Linked DNA regions of Homo sapiens: region 1 is linked to region 2. The links are chromatin loops, found by intact Hi-C in ENCODE. Cell type or tissue: chondrocyte. All regions are shown on one strand. Each heading gives the region's core, and the rest is flanking DNA. Links, peaks and the distances in the headings are about the cores only. Region 1 has its middle 140 kb from the start of COX10-DT. Region 2 holds the start of HS3ST3A1 (heparan sulfate-glucosamine 3-sulfotransferase 3A1).

Region 1 (12,626 bases), core at 4,627-12,626, 330 kb after region 2:
AAGGCACCTCTCATTAGCCTATCCCCTCCCAGGTTGGGGGCCTGGGCATGTTCACGGCATGCAAAGGTCATGCCCAACAGCCATCAGGGGGCAGGAGGAGAAGTGCCGCCATGGCCCACGCTGCCTCCACCTCCATAGCCTGGGATGAGCTGGAAGCAGGAGAAAACTGCAGCAGTAGGTGGCACCCCACAGGGCTGAAGGGTGGGCACTTCTCACCCGCCACACCAATGGAACTTTTCCTCTCCTGGCCAAGGAATTCAACCCAGTCTGATCTGGGGGAAGAATACAAGGATTAATGGAACCCACTTGCCCTGAGCCAGGGGCTCTTCCCCCAGGACCTCCCCTTTTGCCCCTGAACCTGTTTTTCTATTTTTCTTTTTTTTTTCTTTCTTTTTTTCCTTTTCTAAGTGAGAGGGCTCGCCCTTCCCAGCACTGTTTCTGATAGGGAAGTTAATGGGGGAATAGCCCAGGCTGGCTGATAACTGCAAATTCAGCAGGGCTCATTTGAGACACTCTAAACGGATACAAAACAGCCTCTGAAATACCTTTTCAGTCCTAAACTCAATTCCAAGCTTCAGGCTGAGGCCCTAAAAAGAAAAACCAGGTCAGGGATCCAAAGCCAGGCAACAGGCATGATGTAAATGGCCAGGACCAATTCCTGCCGACTGAACCCCCCACCCCATGGAAGGAGGCCATGCTCCGTGGGCTAAACAGGCCCAGGGAACTCAAAGGTTGTCGACAGCAGGGAGAAAGGGAGGCATAGGGGAGGGTGGTTAATTCCTGTTCTCTAGGTCTTCCCTGCTTCATGGGTACACACCACATTGGTATCTATGGGCAGCACGTGCCAAGGTTGCCGGGCTCGAGGATAAAATAAGTGGAAGGGAAAGGGGGAATGCTTGTTTTCTCGCTCCATCACACTCTGAGTTTTCACTGAAAGAAGGAAGGGAATGAGGGAGACCTCTATTCCCTGTCTTTCAGAATGGACAACCAGATCGCTTCACCATACCCAGCTTATACTCCTCTGGAGTGTATTCGGAACCACTGGCACTGCTTTAACCTCAGAATCTGGAGGAAAAAATGCCTCATAGCCCTCTGTACAAAGGTTTGGCCAAATTATGAAGGACTGGGTTGGCCCCAGGAAGGAACCATTCATTTCAACTCCATCTGGCAGTTGGAACTTTTCTGTAGACATGAGGACAGATGATCTGAGGCCCCATATGTGCAGACTTTCTATACCTTGCAAGGCAATCCAGGCCTTTGCGAACAGTGTAGGATTGATCCAGCCCTCCTGTTTGCCGTCTCAGGGAAGGCTGCAAGGGGCAAGCCCGGGGAATTAAAGATACAAATCCCAGAGGCACTCCCAGCAGAGGAGCCAGCTCTCTCAAGCCCTGCTCCTCTGGATCCACCTCAACCTCCCTATCCAGCTTCTGCCTCTTACTTGCCCCCTCCTAGAAATCCTTACCCTAAATAAGCCCCAGTCTCCCTCTTGCCCCTCCAACAGATGCCCAGTGTATTTGGGCCCAGTAAGGTCCAGGTCCCCTTCTCCTACAAAACTTAAAGCAAATTAAGTTGGATCTTGGCAAGTTTTCAGATGACTCTAATAGATATATACAGACTTTCCAGAATTTCACTCAAATATTTGAACTCTCCTGGAGAGACGTTATGTTACTTCTGAATCAAACCCTGATGGATACTGAAAAGCAGGCCATTCTGCAAGCAGCAGAGAGATTTGGGGATGCGCTTTGTATCACATATGGCATCAGAGAAGGGGGCGAACATTATCCAACTGGAAGAGAAGCAGTACCCGTGGATGACCCTAAATGAAATCCCAACAATGAAATGGAAAACTGGAAGAGGAGACACTTTCAGGTGCGTGTAATGGAAGGCTTATGTAGAACTAGGACCGGGCCTCTCCATTATACTAAGTTGTCCATGATCAACCAGGGATTCAATGAAAACCCCACTGCTTTCTTGGAAAGGCTAAGCGAGGCCTGGGTAAAGCACACCTTTCTGTCTCCTGATTCGTCTGAGGGACAACTAATCCTGAAGAATAAATGTATTACTCAGGCAGCCCCTGATATCAGGACGAAGTTACAAAAACAGGCCCTGGGGCCAGACAGTATTTTAAAGAACCTCCTGAAAGTAGCCACCTCAGTCTTTTATAATAGAGACAGGGAGGCCCAGGAAAGAGAGAGGAAATACAGGAAATGGAGGCTTTAATGGCTGCCAGGCAAGCCCACAAACCCCAGAATTCCCAGGGTGCACCTGTTAACTGCTACAGATTTCAAAATGGATTGCCCAGCTGGCATGAGGAAGCCACCCCGACCCTGTCCAATCTGCAATGGAGACCACTGGAGAGTGGACTCTCCCCAGGGATGCTGGTTACTGGGTCTAGAACCAATCTCCCAAATGGTCCAGCAGCATGACTTCTGGGTCCCGGCACTCCTCTTCCCGGCTCCAGTGGCCTACACAACCATTACCATCCAGGGGCCTTGGGTAATTCTGGAAATTGAAGGGAGGAAAAAGGACCTCCTCTTGGACACTAGAGCCAGTCTCTCAATTCTCTCCAATCTGGGCTCCCTTTTTATCTCAGCATGACCATGAGGGGCAGCTCAGGAAGGCGTCTAACCCAATATTTCTCTCAACCCCTTAGTTGTAGCTGGGGAGACCTTTTGTTCACTCATGCTTTTCTAATTATGCTTTAAAGCCCAACTCCTCTGTTGGGCAAGGATATCCTGGCCCGTACGGGGAACACCATTCTGATGTCCCCTGGGCAAACTCTTTGTCTCCCCCTAATGGAGGCTGATATTAACCCAGAAGTTTGGGCAACTTGAGGGAAAATTGGACAGCCATACTAGTCCGGGTCCATCTTAAGGATCTCACCTCCTTTCCTAACCAGAAACAATATCCCCTGAAACCAGAGGTCAGGAAAGTGCTAGAAGCCATGATATACGACTTAAAGATGCAGGGCCTCCTCAAACCCTGCAACAGCCCTTGTAATACCCTGATATTAGGGGTATGAAAACCCAACATGGAATGGACGCTAGTTCAGGACCTCTGCCTCATTAATGAGACTGTGGTTCCAATGCACCTGGTGGTTCCCAATCTATATACCCTGCTAGCCCAAATGCCTGAGGGGACTAAATGGCTCACAGTCTTGGACCTAAAGGCATGCCTTCTTCTGCATACCATTACACCCTGACTCCCAGTATTTGTTTGCATTTGAGGATCCCTCTAACCAAACCACCCAATTAACCTGAACGGTGTTACCTCAAGGATTCCAAGACAGCTTCCACTTGTTTGGGCAGGCATTATTGAGCGACCTCTCTGAGTTCCTTTATCCTTAGGTGAAGGTCTTGAAATAGGTAATGAACTTCTCTTCCGTGCTCCAACTGAGGAAATCTCTCAGGAGGGCAGTAAGCCTCTCCTTAATTTTCTAGCTAACAGAGAATATAAGGTTTCAAAACCAAAACTCAACTCTGTCTGTCTTGAGTGAAGTAACTAGGCCTGGTCTTGTCAGAGGGGACCACAACATTAGGCAAAGAGAGAATTAAACCCATCTCCTCCTTTCCCCTCCCCAGAACCCTCAAGCAACTGAAGGGATTCTTGAGCATTACAGGAATCTGCAGACTACTGATACCTGGGCACAGTGAAATAGCTCAGCTATTTCATTATTATCATCTAATAAAGGAGACTCAGGCAGCTAAAACTCACTGTCTAACTTGGGAGCTGGAGGCTAAAAAGGCCATCGATCAACTAAAACAAGCCTTGCTTAAGGCACCAGCCCTCAGTCTCCCCACAGGGAAAACGTTTAATCTTTGTGTAACAGAGAGAAAGGGAATGGCACTGGGAGTCCTAACACAGACCTGGAGTCCAGCCCAGCAGCCTGTAGGCTACCTAAGTAAGGTGCACATTTTGGTAGCCAGAGGATGGCTGGCCTGCCTCCAGGCAATCGCAGCAGAAGCCTTGCTGATACCATTGGCTACTAAGTTGACCATGGGGAATAACTTAACTGTTTATACCCTGCACAATGTGGCAGGACTACTGTCTTCTGAGAGACAATAGTCTCCTAGAAGACTAATAGACAACTGTCTCCTCAAGCATCAAGCTCTATTGTTAGAAGGATCTACGGTCCAATTAAGAAACTGTCCCTCCCTAAATCCAGTCATCTTCCTCCCAGATGAAGCTGGGAAACTTGAGCATGACGGCAAACAAATAGTAGCACAAACTTGAGCAGCAAGAGAGGACCTCAAGGAAACTCTCTTAGAGAACCCAGACTAGATTGTCTTTACAGATGGGAGTTCTTTTGTAGAACAAGGAACCCACAAAGCAGGCTACGCAATAGTTACTCTAAACGATATTATTGAGAATGCACTTCTTTCCTCAGGCACAACCAGCCGAACTAATCACCCTCAAGAGGGCACTTAAGCTAAGCAAAGAAAAGACAGTTAACATATCTACTGATTCTAAATATGCTTTCCTAGTCCTTGACACCCATGCCACTATCTGGAAAGAGAGGAACTTCTTCACAGCTAATGGGTCTCCTATTGAATACCATCAGGAAATTAACAGCCTATTATCCTCAGTCTTCCTCTCATGGGAAGTGGCAGTGATACATTGTAAAGGCCACCAAAGAGGGATGGATGAAATAGCTGAGGGAAATGGGCTGGCAAACTAAGCAGCTAAAACAGCAGCCAGGGGGTCCCCAGGTCTCTGACCCACTTGAAGTCCCATTGGTCTGGGAGGGCCTCATCAGAGAAATAAAACTGCAATACTCTCCCGCAAAAATAGAACGGGCCACCTCTCAGGGATACATCCTTCAGTCCTCAGGATGGCTACAATCAGAGCACGGTAAACTTCATCTACCTGCTGCCAACCAGTGGAAAATTTTTTAAAGCCTTCACCAGGCCATCCACCTAGGTAAGGATAAAACCTATCAACTGGCCCAGAGATTGTTCTCAGGTAAAAGCCTAATACAAATGGTTAAACGAGTTGTTACTGCTTGTGAGAACTGCCTGAAAAATAATCCCCTCAATTGACAGCTTCTTCCTCCAGGAACCCAAAGGACAGTAGGCCACTAAGAAAAAGAGTGGCAAATGGATCTCACTCATATGCCAAAGGCAAGAGGCATCCAGTCCTCCTAGTGTGGATAGATATTTTCACTAACCAGGTAGAAGCAATTTCATGTCAGACAGAGAAAGCCCCTGAGATGATAAAAGTACTAATCAATGAGATAATCCCTCACTTTAGACTCCCTAAGTACCTCCAGAGCAATCCTGGCTTTTTTGCTTGGCTTCCTTCTCTATTAGATTACTGGCTTTTGGGTGGAGCCCTTTAGTGAATAGGGAAAAGAAAGCATGCAGTTCTTAGGGCCTAAACTGCACTTTTTTGTTTGTTTGTTTGAGATGGAGACAAAGTCTTACTCTGTCGCCCAGGCTGGAGTGCAGTGGTGCAATCTCGGCTCATTGCAACCTCCACCTCCCAGGTTCAAGTGATTCTCCTGCCTCAGCTTCCCAAGTAGCCACCACACCTGGCTATTTTTTGTATTTATAGTAGAGATGGGGTTTCACTGTTACGCGCGTCCGTGTGAAGAAACCACCAAACAGGCTTTGTGTGAGCAACGAGGCTGTTTATTCACTTGGGTGCAAGTGGGCTGAATCTGAAAAAGGAGTGGGCAAAGGGAGATAAGGGTGGGGCAGTTTTATAGGATTAGGGTAGGCAGTGGAACATTACAGTTAAAGGTGGTTATCTCTTGCAGGCAGGGACAGGGTCACAAGGTGCACAGTGGGGAGATCATGAGACTCATTGTCCAGGGGAGGGATACACAAGGTCGATTGACTAGTTAGGGTGAGGCAGGAACAAATCACAATGGTGGAATGTCATCAGTTAAGGCAAGAACTGGTTGTTTCACTTCTTTTTTGATTCTTCAGTTGCTTCAGGCTATCTGGATGTATACGGGCAGGTCACAGGGGTTATGATGGCTTAGCTTGGGCTCAGAGGCCTGACATTCACCATGTTGGCCAGGCTGGTCTCGAACTCCTGACCTCAGGTGATCCGCCCACTCAGGCCTCCCAAAATGCTGGGATTACAGGCATGAACCACTGCACCAGGCCCTAAACCACATTTTTTTTAACCCAAATGTGCAAGAAGCAAGTAGCCCTCTGTAGTAATGACCATTTACCATAAACAACTTCCATCAGCCACCTCTAAAACTGTATCTCTTACCCAACCATTACACACACCAAAGTCTAGTTTTCTCACAATATAATGTAATTTCTGGCACCCCCCACAAAAGCCAAAGAGATTAGGTAACAATTCAAAAGAGGGCAGAGCTTTAGACCCAAGAAGACCATCACTCTTGAATCTTCACAAGGAAAATGGAAGACCTCCACAAAAGGGGTGAGTAATACATTTTTCCGGGTTCCTAAAGGGGTCTGAGTCTTCTCTAGATCTTTTCAAACAATACTGAATATGGCAAAGAGGAAGAAGAAGTAGGAAGAGTAAAAGTAAAATGGGAGAACAATTTTTAAGAAAGGAAATGAACAGAGGCATTAAGCACATGTGTTCTTTTTTTGAAAAAGATGTTTTAGTCCACTAAAATGTTTCCAAAACAGGATCTAAAAAGAAAAAGCAGAAAGGACTTAAATTTTATATATGTATGTGTGTATATATATATTTATATATAGTATATATATTTATTTATATATGTATATGTATATATATTTTATATGTAAATGTGCATGTGTATAGGTATGTGTTTATATGTAAATATATATATTTATATTTTATATAAATCTATCAGCTTTTAATTAAGCTGACTTCTAACAGTAGGACTCTTTTTAAAAATTTTTTCAAGTAATTTATTACCAGATTTTAGCTGAGAGAAACAGCTGATATTTCAAGTCAACAGAAATATCAAACCAAAAGGGACCGATTCCTCATTAGGAAGACAACCCAAGCCATGATGGGAATTTTAACCACCAAACTACAAAATGGACTAGCCTCCATGTTAATCCTGAATGGAGTTCAAAGTGGGCAGTTTGAGTGTAACTGTTTTAGGTCAGATTTTTGATCTTTGACTTAGTCAAGATAATTTTTAAGGGTAGCCATGACACTATTATAGCTCCTTCTTTTAATTTGATCTTCCCACCAATTGTTAAGAATAAGAGATCTCTAAAATCCCTTTCTTTATTGTTAAGAATAAGAGATCTCTAAAATCCCTTTCTTTAAAAAGGATTCAGGTGTCCAAAGGATCAATCTTTTGGTCATTGACAATTAGAATTTTCAGTGGTATATTTAATCCCAATAGCAGCTCAATTCAGTAGCTCACTCAATTTCAGTGAGTGACATCAATGAACAGCCACATGCTTCTAATAGTGTACACACCATACTCTGGGGAACATGGCCTCCATATAGACCAACTTGGTATCCAAAAAGGAAACGAAGTCTGTTTGTATGATCCCTTCTTAGGGGATGCTTGTCATTGTCTGACCATTGCTGAATTCTTTAATTTTCCATTGTTATATAGCCAGATACAGAATTTTGCCAAGGATTGATACCAAGCTTAACAGTTTAAATAAACCAGATCTTTGCTGTTCCCCTAAATGGAGATCATCCAAACATTGTCAATTGCTGTACTAGCTCTCAACACACACACACACACACACACACACACACACATACACCGTTATTACAAACAGTGATGGTTACAATCAACTGATCCCATGTTACGTGCCAGTTCCCCTGCACTCATTCTTTCCAGTCCTGACAGCCCTAAAAACTATGTATTATCACCATTTTAAAGATGAGGCAATGGAAGTTTAAAGAGGAGGCTTAAGCCTTTACTCAAATACACCTGTATTTGAAACTAAACTCTGCAACTTACTTACTAGTGGCAGAATTGAGTTCCATTGTTCTATGAACTTTGCTAAATCTCACCCTGGAAAACCTCATACCTTGTAAATATACAAAATATTTTCTTTCCTATGGCTTTTAAATTTTCTAAAACTATCTACTTTTATAACTACCTGGAAAGTGTAGTAGATGCCGTTAGTTGCAATCCAGCACCCATTCTCCACTCTTCCTTCCCAAGAGAATGCCAGTTTCATTTAGGTCTGTATCATGCATATCACAGGACGCAGGAGAATTTGACGCCACTCTGAAATCCAGGGGTAGGCCTGACTGGGCTAAAGCTAAACCACTCCTCCTGGTCAGTGGTTGGTTTGGCCTTGAGCATGTGACCTACTTCTAGACAATGAGACATAATGAGAGGCCTGTCAGAGGCTTTGGAAAACTTCTCTTTATTCTGAAGAAAGCCCCAGGAAGTTACTTTTCCAAGGGTTGTAAGCAAGCAACTTGTAAACTTGATTGCTACCAGCAGCTGTCCTAAAACCACAAGCGGAACCAGTCTTAAAGTGAAGCCAAAACTGTGGCTTGCAGAGCAAAAAAACAGAAGTGAATCACATGGGTCCTTGATGACATCATCAAACAGCACTGAAGGCTACCCTATCCTGGACTTTCTCTTTATGAGCTAGTAAATTCTGTTTATTAGACATAAATCCATTTAATAACTTTCTAAACCAGTTTGAGTTCTCTTTTCTGTTGTTACAGTCCAAAAGACCCTAATTGAATACTGACAATAATACAGCCAATATGGTAGACAATGGTTTAAAAAAAAAAAAAAGGCTAAAATGGAGCACAAAATGAAGTAAATGAAGTGGGAAATCTGCCCATTGGGGGATAAGGAGACCACCAGATGAAGGAGTAAACAAACTCTTTGGGGTAAATAATCATGACTATGTCCTTGGCATCAACTGTCTTCATTAAACAAATCAGTAGTTTTCATCATGTTGCTCTGACACCAGCAGCATCAGCAACACCTTGGAACTTGTTAGAAATGCAAATGCCTGAGCTACGCCCCAGCTCTAGTGAATCAGACAGCCTGGGGTGGGGCCCAGCCATCTGTGTTTTAATAAGCCCTCCAGGGGATTCTTACGCAAGCTCAAGTGTGAGAACCACTTCCTTAAATGTATTGGGAAAAGTGAATTTGCCTGAGTCGTTCTCATTATTAACTATTAGCACTTGACTTGAAGTCAGAGTTTAGAACCTGCTGTCTTTATTCCAAATTTTTAGTGTGGGGGTCTCAGATCCTCATGTGTTTAGAGTCTTGAGTCACTGAGTAGCCGCTTCTGGCAAACTGAATCTTGTGCATGTTGACCTAAAGCCAAATTAGAACTCCCTTTACTGCTGTTAAGAAACCAAACTTTACAAAGCACCAGTCCACCCTGCAGAGTAAATAGAAACAGTTTTATTTGGTACTGGAGGCACATAGAGAAGTGTGGTATTTTCTACCTCTTTAAATTGCCACTTCTGGAACATTTCTAGTGTAGTTTTGGGCTGGCTAAGTATAGATTTTTAAATTAATGTATTTTTTTCTTGCTAAGTAATTTTATGGTTTGAAAAATTTTCTTTAATATGCAATTGGGAGGTTTAATGCTCTAAGCTCCATGAATATTTCTGTAGAGCAACCTGCTCATAGACAATTATTTTAGCAGTATCCTAGGAATGATCAGTATCATTAACACAGTGTAATCATGTTAAAAGGAAAGTGTCTTTCACCCAGGGAATGTAGCATGTGGTTAGTGTCTTGATAATTAACCCATTGCCCTTGAAAAAAACCCATTGAAGGTAATCAGAAGCAAAGACAATTAACTCCTTTCAAACAATTTCCTTTGTATCTTTACTCCCATCTTAGAAAGGAGATTCCAGAAGGACTTGAAGGAAACAAGAAGACAGGGATAGTTAGATCACGTCAGAGGTGCTGATGAGGCCACTGTGCCAATGAACGTTAGGTGTGCTGCCGGATGCGAGGAGGTTCTCTCTCTTTTCGTGATTCTACTCTATTCCTGTGACACCTCAGAAACATCAGGTGCCATGGCTTCCAGACAGGTGCTTTTTATTAGGCCCCAATCCTCAATCACTCCCCATTTCATCACCTGTAAAATGATGATATGCCTCTTTTGGAGGCTGTTATCAGGATTCAATGCAATAACTATATGCAGAAAAGATTTATAAACTTACAGTGTAGACTCATATAACACATTTTTGTTGGCAGTTCCTACTTTGACGGCTTCCTTTCAGAGGTTTCTGTTCCTTCCATCAGAGCACTTCAACATGTATAGTAAGTCACTCTGCACAGGAAAGATAAAGATAATATCTGCTTCTTTTTTTCTTTTTTTGAGATGGAGGTTCAATCTCGTTGCCCAAGCTGGAGTGCAATGGCACAATCTCTGCTCATTGCAACCTCTGCCTCCCAGGTTCAAGTGATTCTCCTGCCTCAGCCTCCCGAGTAGCTGGGATTACAGGCACGTGTCATCACACCCAGCTAATTTTTTTCTATTTTTAGTAGAAACGGGGTTTCACCAGGTTAGCCAGGCTGGTCTCGAACTCCTGACCACAGGTGATCTGCCCACCTCGGCCTCCCAAAGTGCTTGGATTACAGGTGTGAGCCACTGCACTCGGCCCATATCTGCTTCTTAATATAAGGGACTGGAAGCCTGTGATATAATTTCAAGTTAAAACAGAGTCATGTTAAGTTACTAAAAACTGCCATTCCATGTGATGAGAGAAGAATGTTCAGAATGCTTCAAACAACACTGACGGCTGTCCTATGATGGACTTCCTCTTTATGAGCTAGTCAATTCTGTTTATTAAATGTAACTCTTGTTGAGATAGGTGCGAAGTGCCAGGGAATGATTTCCAGAGGGTATGAAAATATTTGAGGAATTGAGCAATGTTTAGAGTTAGCCAGGTGAAGGAGGGACAGGAGAGTAAACAGCATGAACAGCATGTGCAAAAGATTGCGGAAAAAAACTGGAACACACAGCCCATCTGGGGAAATGCAAGTAGCTCAGAAAGGTTAGAGTATAGAATGTGTTGGGAGGGGAGTTGGGTGGGGAATAGCAAAAGGTAGAAGTGGAGATAGGAGCCTGCTTTGTAATAAGCTTGTTTGCAACCTATTTCAAGGGTTTATGACACACTCAGACACACATGCACACACTAAACCATAGAGACAGGGTAAGCCAGAGGCAGGGCCAGAAATAACCAGATCGAATGTTTGCCCGATTATCTATTTTAACTTGGCTTTTTATTAAATTAAACAGAATCTCTCCGGGATGGAAATCCTTGGCTCTTAGGTTCATTGGGTCCCTTCTGCACCAGTCTCTGCCAGTTTCATTGAGTCTGTTCTGCACCAGTCTGTTGGTTTCAATATCCCACCAACTCCTATCCCACCTATCCCTACTTTGGATGAATGGATGGTTAGGATAAGTTTGGGATGTTATCTCAATGGAAATAAGAAGCCAAAATTTTCAGCATCTGCCACCACTTCTCTCCAAGTAATATGATAAAAATCACTGGACAGAACCTGGCTTTGTGAATAATTTTCTGAGAGAACCGAGTGAATCTTTGGCCTTTATTTTTCTGTCCATAAAATAAGGAAGAGAATAAATGTGCCGGGTATCTGAAAAAGTGATAGTGAAAAACAGAAAAGGAAAGAAAAAGTAAAATAAAAATCAGGGTTATTCCCAGAAGAACTGGGTCCTGAATGGAATCAGGATGCAATACTCCCCAAATTCTCCCAACAAGTATCTCAAATACGTGACAACTTTATGTACATAAATGATGGTCAAAATGAACATTAAGACTGTTCTAAATGAAGCATCCTGAGAAAAAACAACGGGGGAGGATGAGTTAATTCCTAACAAAGCTATCTTATATGTAGCGAATAATTTCTACCTTCCTATACCCTATATATAACCCCTCAGTTACGAGAAGTTCATGACAATTGTCTGCTTTGCATCTGAAATTTATCTTACTCCTCAATGCAGCCTCTAGCCCCCCACTGCATTTTTGTGATAATATATTACAGGTGGAATGAACTGCAAATTATGCTCAACTTAAGAGTTGTAACTGGTGGAGGAAAGGGGCTCGCTGGTGATTAAAATCTAGAGATGGCTCCAGTTTCAGGAAATATGGACCAAGCACTGTCACACTGACTTTCTCACTATGTGCAGCTGTAAGTCCCGAACCAAATGCATGAAGTAGTTATTCAGAGCCTGTGAAAAATAACTAGTAGCAGGTAAACTAGGAAAAAGGATTAGAGTGTGATGTGCCATTGAACTGGGAATGTGAACGGATTTACCATCTTTTCTCTTATGGTATCTCCAATATGGAATCAAGGAAGCTTGAAACCAACAGGGATCCATGCAGACAGAGAGAGCTCTAGGAGAATCCCTCTAGTTCTGTATCAAGAAGCAGGAATGAAGTATCCTAATATTCAGGGAGAGTGGGGGAAAATCTCCCATTTTTAAATTTTTTGTTCATTAATTTCTGATTTTTTTAATTCTCCTCATCCCAGTCCCCAGTGCCTGTAGTGGTAGCAACAGTAATGGAAGAGAGGACCCATGGAAGCCTAAAATTCTGAACCTTTCTTTCTTATCAGAGGAGTAGTGGGTCCAAAGGGGTGGAGATCTTTCCCTATTATTTTCTTCCTCTCTCTGCTCTTCTGCAGTTTTTCAGGCATGTTACAGAAAGTATATAGTAGAGCAAGGCACATGAAACCCCAT
Region 2 (8,000 bases), core at 1-8,000:
GCTCTAGAATAAAATGATTCTAGTGATGTCCTTCTCTGCTGAAATTGTCCAGATTTGGCTAAAGAAAAGAAACTGAAATATAAGAAATAGACATGCTAGTGTAAGAGACTGGATAATAAATATTTCCTATCTTGTACCAAAATAATAGACTGAAATATTATTGAATCTAAACATTTATATACATACATATGTATGTGTATGTGTACACACATATTTAACTACTTTATTAATAAGTATCTTTTAGCTTACAAGAAAAAAGAGACATACCTTTTAGTTGGTACAGACAGAAACAAGCAGAAGAGAGCCTCCTTATTAAATTCTAAGCTCGCCTGCTCTTGAACTACAGTAGAGGTATTCGGTCCTGACTTCCAGCAAAGATCTCAATGTTTTGAAGCTAAGGAAACTTTTTCCTTTCCTTTATGAAGCCACCATACATACAAGAGAAATGGACACTATTCATTGCAAGGGACTGCTTTACCGTGACATGCAAGCCACAGACATTTGTTTTAGTGATATCATGTCTGCTAAATTAAGTAATGAGGAGTGTTTTTTTTTAAACTCCACCAGGGTCGAGTTTCTCAGCATATAAAAATTTGCCTTTGTTTTATTTATTTTAGAGAAAGTCTATTAGGACATTTAAATTAGTGAGAATAATTTTCTTTCTAGAGATTTTGAATAATAAATATTTTCTTTATCTTTACTACAAATGTGCTCAAATGAAGGAAGTGTTTATTACTTCACTCTTGGAAAAAACTTCATAAAGTATTTTATTTTCTTCCCAGTGAGAGTAATTGACTGAAAAAGTTCAGCAACAGGTATTTCTAACTGACAAACTCATTCTCCAAGACACTTTCTTCAAACTTGCTAATTGCAGCAGATTTGTCCCTTTGTGAGGACAGTAGGTGGCACTGCCACCACAAACTATCATGGCTAACTGAGTGATTTCACTGGGCAAAAAAAGGCTAGACCTTTTAGGATTCTCCCGTGTCAATGTACACCTAAAAATAATTATATAGGTTTTTCTCTTCCATAATTCACTGCTGGGTGCAAATATCTGGAATTTATTTCTGTTCGTGTGTGTGTCTGTGATAGTGTGGTCATAAGTGTGTGGTACAAATCCTGTATTGCAAAGTTTGGGCTGACTCATGCAGGTCTAACTGAATCCCCTGTTCTAAACTATTAGCTAAATATAAGTAGCTAAAATGCACTTAATATTTAAGTGGCATTCTGGGTGGGAGATTTTTTTTTCATAGACGAGCCTTCAGTCTTGCTCACAAACATCAAACTCCAAGTTCAGAGCCAAGATGAAAGAGAACTGTGGGGAAATTTCATTAAATAATCACATAATCCAGGCTCCATAGGTTGGATTTTTTTAAAATAAGTTTCCTATGTAATTGAGTTAAACGTAAATTTATGCATCCAATAAAAAACCACTGCAAATGGGAAAACAAAGACATTGCTCCAACACTTAGAAAATTAAATTCAGCAAACCGTGAAGTCTACTGTGCAGTTATTTTTGTGACCACCATAAATTGCTTTACAAAACTCTTCTGCTGCAGTAAACAATCCAAGAAGAGATTTACTTTATAGCATGCATTCAGTTTCCAAAGGAAAGAGTGGCCTACAAGTTTATGACTCTTTTTTTTTCTTTCTTTCTTTTTTTTAAAAAACTACTTGTGTTTCTAGTTACCTTGAAACCTTCCTCCCCTTACAGGAGCTCAGAAAGGTCCATGGAAAATAAGATCCAGGTCTGCAGATACACCGTGCCCTCAAATACTCATTTCTGGAATAAGAAGAAACAATCCTACTTTGTGGAAATAAAGTTTATATGGCAAAAGGAAAATAAAGGGTTTTAGTACTAAATATTTCACCATATTTAATAGCACCTCAGAGCCCAACATAGTGTTAGATGTTTCAGACAGTCAGCTTGAAATGTGTTCGCTTACAGCACAGTACGAGGCCGAATTCAATGCAAACTGCTATAGATAAGAGTTTTAGGGGTCTTTAATCACTTCTTTCTCGTGTCCTTGATGGAAAAAACAGAGCTGCCTTTGTGCTAAAAAGAAGGACCTGTTGTTTCCAGATTCAACAGGTCATTTTTATAAGAACTTCCCAGAGGATACAACATAAATGACAGAAACACAAGGGGATATTTTAAGTGGCTGATGATTTTAAATGATATATCATCTATATTAAGGGAAGGTTGTTTGTTTTTTCTTTCCAACAAATGGAAAGTTACTGTTTTAAAAGTGTTTAATGTTCAAATTCTATTTTTAGGGCCAAATCTTTTCTCTCTGAGTGGATTGACTGTAAATTCGGCTCCTGAAATCAATCTGAGACTGCAATTGGCCCCTCAAGTAAATAAACTTGTCAAATCATATCCATTTCTGTGTTGGGGATGAATGATTAATTTAATGGGCTTTTTGAAAATACCTAAATTATGTTGTAATTTTTGTAACTGTTTCAGTTAAAATAACAAAGAGAATGCATCTTTTATGAACAAGATAAACTTTATAAAATGGAAAATTCTAGCAACATAATTTTTACTGGTACTTTGAAGAAAGAAAAAAAAAGCCAATATATTATGGCAAACAAAATCCAGGCGACACTAGCTTTATTAGAATCTGGCTGATTTTATTATTAAAGGTGGTCTGAATTTGAAGAGACTGGCAAATTTAAGATTAAGATCTAAGCCAGACTTATTTCCTAAACTGTATTGGCAAAGTTGTGCCAATGTATTTTTCTCTCTGTTGTCTTCTTCTTTTAATTGGCTACCTTATTTGTAAAGAGGATTGAAGATCTTTAGAAAAGTTTCTGTCAGTCAAAAGACAAAAGTTACTTTTCCCTGCAAATATCAAAAGCACTTTACAAAACTCATTCCTTGCCCTCAAACAAAAGTTATTGCCAAGCGTCCTTTAAAATACAGTGCCTGGTTGCTTTCCCTTGCTCAGACAGACATATATTTTCCAAACTACCCAGATTCTCTGGTTCTTGACACTTTTACTAAGTCTCTATATTACTTCCCACCTAGGACAACTATCTGGCAAAAGGTCAAGGTAAATAAATACCTGATGGTAAAGACTGTGTTAACCACAAAGAACTTTCCAAAAGATAAAGAATGAAAACGGGCTTCCTTGGGAAGGAGAAGGCAATCTATTAATTGTTGAACAGGTTTCTAATTTAGAAGAGACTTTTTTTTTTTCCTTTAGTTAAATACATGAATACTTTCGCAGAGCAGGAGAAAGAGACCAGACTGGCTATTTGCTGGCAAGGGATTCCCAAGGATGAAAATTATGAAGGCCAGAATTTCCCTCCCACTCTCTCCTTCAACATCCACTTCCCAGGAAGGAGAAGGCGGAGAGGGAAGAAAGACCCTTGACGACCCTTCGCCTTCTGCATGAAGTGGGGAGGAGGGCGAACTGGGGGTCACCGAGGGCTCCTCCACGTCTTTCCCAGCCCAGGACCCCCGGATCCTTCAGCCCCAGCCCGGGCCCGCCCCGCTCACCGGTACCAGGCGAGGCCCTTGTCGTAGCTGCGGTCGAAGAAGTGGGGCTCGGCGCCCACGGCGCGCACGTCGGGGTGCACGCGCAGGAACTCCAGCAGCGCCCGCGTGCCGCCCTTCTTCACTCCGATGATGATGGCCTGCGGCAGCTGCTTGCTGCCTTCGTCCAGGAGCAGCGCCAGGGTCCCCGGCGGGGCCTCGGCCACGGTGCTTCCGGCCCCGGAGCCGCCCGGACCCCCTGACAGGCCAGGGGACTCTTCTTCCCAGGCCGCCTCCTCGCCGTCGTCGCGGGGCGCGGGCGGCCGGCGCCTCCGCCACTGCGGCAGTTGCAGGAGGCGCTTTCTCTGTGCCGCCGCCGGCCACACCGCCAGCTCCCTCGGGCCTCCGGCCAGGACGCCGCCACCAGGGGCCCCCGCCTCCTCGCCGCCGCCGGACAGCCCCACGACGGGGCCGGACAGGGTCTGGCAGCGCTCGGCCAGGCAGTAGAAGACGTAAAGGGACGTGAGCAGGGAGCAGAGCATCAGCAAGAACTTCCGGAAGATGCTGCGGGACAGCGGCTCGGCCGAGGTGGAGAGGGCACTGGCCGGGCCCGGAGGGGCCATCCTAGCCGGAGGCGACGTCGGGCAACGCGCCGGCCATGCTAGGCCTGGACCCCGACAGGTGCCAGAGCATCCCCCCGGCGGGCCAGCGCGCTGGACGGAGGCCACATCGCCGTGCGCCCCTGTGGCCGTGCGAACTGTCCCGGGAGGCAGCGGCCGGGGCTCCGCGGGGAAACGGAATCCCGGGGGCCCCGCGCAGGATCCCTGCCTCCAGTCGAGGGAGCGGGAAGGGGAACGCGGGTCCGTGCTTAAGAAACCATCGTCTTAGACTCGCCCAAGTCCTGAGCTTGGGGCAGCCTTGGCCCCTCGGTTCCCCGCAAGAGTCGCCGGAATCGGGGTCTTGGCAGCGGTGTCGAAGGCGTGCGTCTCAGCCCCGGCCCCGAGAGACTTCTCGGCGCGGATCTCCGCTCAGCGATCCTGCATCACTGGCTCGGTCCCCGTGAGGGCACGCGCGGCTGCCGGGCCTCTGCGCTCCGTGCGCTCCAGACAGTGGCGAGCGACAGTGACTTCCAGCCCCGGCTTTCTCTGGTCCCCTTGCCCGCCTGGGCGCGTTCTCTCCGCCCGAGTTCAGGTTCTCTCAGCCAAGGAGCGAGGTCCCCCCGAGTCCCTCTGCCCGAGCGGGAGACAGGAGGCCCGTGCAGAGCCGTCCACCCCTCTCCGTAGCGCCGGGTTGCTCCAAACTGCTCTTGGACCCCACCTGTGAGCCGCGTGGCTGGGCTGGGCTGGGCTGCGCGGGACCTGTCAGCGGCCCCCGCCACTCTGCTCGCAGGCGCTCACCGGCTGCCTCCTGGGCCGCCGCTGGCCGCCGCCACACGTGGGACGCCGAGGGCAGCAAACTTGCTGGTGACGTCAAAGGCCCGGGCCGGACCAGCCCCCGGACGAGCGCAGCGGGGCGCGGACCAGCGGCCAGGCGGGGCCAGACGGGCGGGGTGGGATGGAGAAAAGGTGGCGCGGGCTCCGCAGCAGCCGCCCAATGGCACTGGAGAGGGCGGGGGCGGCAGGGGCGACGCCCCTTCCCCAGTGTCCCCCATTCCTCCCCGCGGCTTCGCCCCCTTCCAGTGGATCCGGTGTCTGCGGCGGCTCCGGGGTTGCCTGAGTGACAGCTAAGGCCGGCCGGATCTCTGGGGGCCTGACTTCCACCCAAGACGCCACTAGCTTGGTGAGGGGCCCCAGAGCTCTCCACCGCAGCTCAGCCCTCCGCAGCCCTGACCCTCCCTCTCCAGGTTCCCCGCGCTCTGCTCCCCTCTTGGCACTGTTGCCCTATCCTTCCCCATCCCACTGCTTTCCATCGCCTGGAACCTACTCCTCGTCCCCTTGGAAGTTTTGTTTGCAGCAGTTCCCAGTACTGCGCTGCACGCCACGCCCCCGTTTGTCTGGAGCAAACCGAATTCCTCTGCAGCAGCTTGGACTTCTACCTACTCAACTGTCTGCTGCGGGTCTTGGAGCAAAGCTCTTTCTCGTATCAGTCTGTTTTTTGTTTGTTTGTTTTCTTTTCTTTTCTTATTTTGATTGTTTTCCCTTGGATTTGTATAAGATGATACAGTCCTCCAGGGCCTAGAAAGGAACAACCTCTTACGAAAAAAAAAAAAACCAATGCATAAATCAAAGGCAAAATTAAAATTTAAAAAAAATTCAACTCCGATTCCAAGTCCCTATGCCCAATTTTTAATGTAGTGTGTATTTCCTTAATGTTGTTTGTACTTTTGTGTGTGTGTGTGTGTGTGTGTGTGTGTGCGCGCGCGCGCATGCACGCTCGCAAAGAGGTTAAATGTCCTTTCATAAACTGCGGTTTCCTCTTTCCCTTGCCTCCCCTGACCCTATATCCTCTTCGTGCGCTCCCCGGAGAGCAGGTCAGGAAGGGATACAAACCGCCTTGCTGTCTAATGGAGGGAGGTGGCCCGTGGAAGCTGCATGAGGTGGTTTTTTGTTCTAATCCTATTTGTTCCTTATTTTTTGGCTTCCTTGCCTCCACAGGTTGCCTCACCATGTGGGCGGTAGCTTGGGAGCTTCTTACCAGCCCCTGCAAGCTGTGGAGGCAGCTTTCTGGGACCTCTGCGGGTGCTAACAAGGGCCCACCGCAGGCTCAAGGTCCACGGTGCAGGAAACTTACCAGGCATTTCTGCGTCCCCATGCAGGAACTTCGCAGCCTTTCTGTGCTCTATTTGACCACGGAAGTGGAAGTCAGCTTCCACTTTTTCAGCTTCCAAGGGGCACCTAGTGGTTCTAACTCTGGGCTTGCATGGATCCATGAATTTGTGCCCTGCTAGATAAATACTCACTGCTGGATATGGTTTATGGTTTTATGTTTATGAACTACCAATCCCAACTGATTCGACAACCAGTGAAGAGCTTTTTAGATTCTGATGCCGTAAAGCGCTGGGCGTTTACGAGGATGGACAAGCCCTGCCAAGCTGTAATGTCCTTTTGTGTTCTAAAATTGGATATTGACAAACCAGTTGAGATCTAATGCTAACTTAAACTTTCCTGTGTTTTCACATTTTTTCCCTAAGTACTTCAGTCAGATTTGCAGAAGGAAGACAACAAAACAAAGACCATTTTTAAGTTGTTTTGAAGGCATGCAGTCCCGTGAATGCTTATAAACATGCCCCAGTTTCCTGGACTGGAAAATGATGGACTCGAAGTTCCCTTCTAGCTCCAACATGACATCATAGCATGTGTTTAGTCTTTCACTTTCTGAGCACAGGTCTTTCCTTTACGTGGGTATTAAAGATGCTCGATGTAGGAAACATGGTTCTCACCATCACTTGCATGACATGTAGGGCAGCTCTGCACTTTAGAAGCAAAATGTGAGCCACAAATAAAAGCTGCATGGATAATTTTCAATTTCTAGTAATTTTTTTCTGTGTTTTTTGAAATGGGGTCTACTGTCACCCAGGCTGGAGTGCAATGGCACAATCTTGGCTCACTGCAACCTCTGCCTCCCGGGCTCAAGTGATCTTCCCACCTTAGCCTCCTGAGTAGCTGGGACTACAGGCATGTGCCACTACACCTAGCTAATTTTTTGTTGTTGTTTTTTGTAGAGATGGGGTTTTGCCATGTTGCCCAGGCTAATTTCTAGTAAATATTAGCACCTTACAAAAGGTTAAAAAAGAAGCAGAGAAAGTTATCTTTTCATAATATGTCCCATACATCCAAAAATGTGACTGTAACATGTAGTCAATATAAAAATGATTGAAGTCATGTATGTTCTTTCTTTTCATACTAAGTCTTTGGAATCCAGTGTGAATGTTACACTTCTGCACATCTCAGTTGGGACTAGCCGCATTTCAAATGCTCAATACCCCTAGGTGGCTGGTGGTTACCCTAGTAAGACAGCACAAATGGGGATGTTGTTTTGGTGGGAGGGGTGAATCTGTCAGGGTCTTAACAGGAATCAGACAGCACATTCAAATTAGGATAATGCACGGAGGGTTTATTTACAAAAGATCTGTTTATAAAGGACTAGAAAAGACAACAACCCTAGGGTAGTAGCACTGGCGCTGTCACTACCCTTATGTCTGAAAGAATGAGGGAAAGGAAGGGCTACCAAAACCAGGAGGGAAAAAGTCCATAGAAGAGGCCCTTGAGAGTGGCAGCAAGCTTTCGTGGTGACACACAGCCTGTCCAAGGCACCTCTTAGGAAAGGAATCAGGGAAAGAAATGTTCTTGATAAGACAATAGGGGATAGGTATGTGGCATTATGTTTAATCGTGACGAAAATCAAGAAGGGTGATTAAAGTCTCATCATAAAATTAGGTACAGTCACGCTACATAGCCTTTTAGAACATGTCTTCTTTCATCCACTTAGATGCTTACACTAGAATAGAAACAAGTTGGAGCTGTTGATTACTATGGTTCTTTAATGGGGAAATAAATGCCTACCAAAATACCAAAGAGCG

What was found. Hi-C counts contacts between places; a loop is a spot of excess contacts. Peaks named below come from ENCODE experiments on the same cell type or tissue, not always from the same donor. Only the 100,000 strongest peaks of a DNase experiment are listed, where the experiment ranks them.
Region 1: a loop joins it to region 2, with 2.9 times the contacts of the local background. A loop is called at or near these places in 5 of 110 quality-filtered maps.

Annotation. Positions count from the first base shown.
Region 1 is chr17:13,922,996-13,935,621 of GRCh38, forward strand. No RefSeq gene overlaps it. Among named protein-coding and RNA genes, the nearest start is that of COX10-DT, 140 kb to the right of the region's middle. RefSeq lists enhancers at 1-42, 43-575. In chondrocyte, for the core only: no CTCF peak of the experiment used is centred there; no DNase peak of the experiment used is centred there.
Region 2 is chr17:13,597,026-13,605,025 of GRCh38, forward strand. HS3ST3A1 (heparan sulfate-glucosamine 3-sulfotransferase 3A1) reads right to left here and starts at 4,904. Exons shown (of 2, transcript NM_006042.3): 1 at 3,506-4,904. The coding sequence starts at 4,104. RefSeq lists an enhancer at 3,858-4,478 and a silencer at 5,327-5,621. In chondrocyte, for the core only: CTCF peaks have their summits at 898 (motif pointing right), 1,102, 4,022, 5,368 and 1 weaker place; DNase peaks (open chromatin) are centred at 3,555, 4,086, 4,876 and 5,447.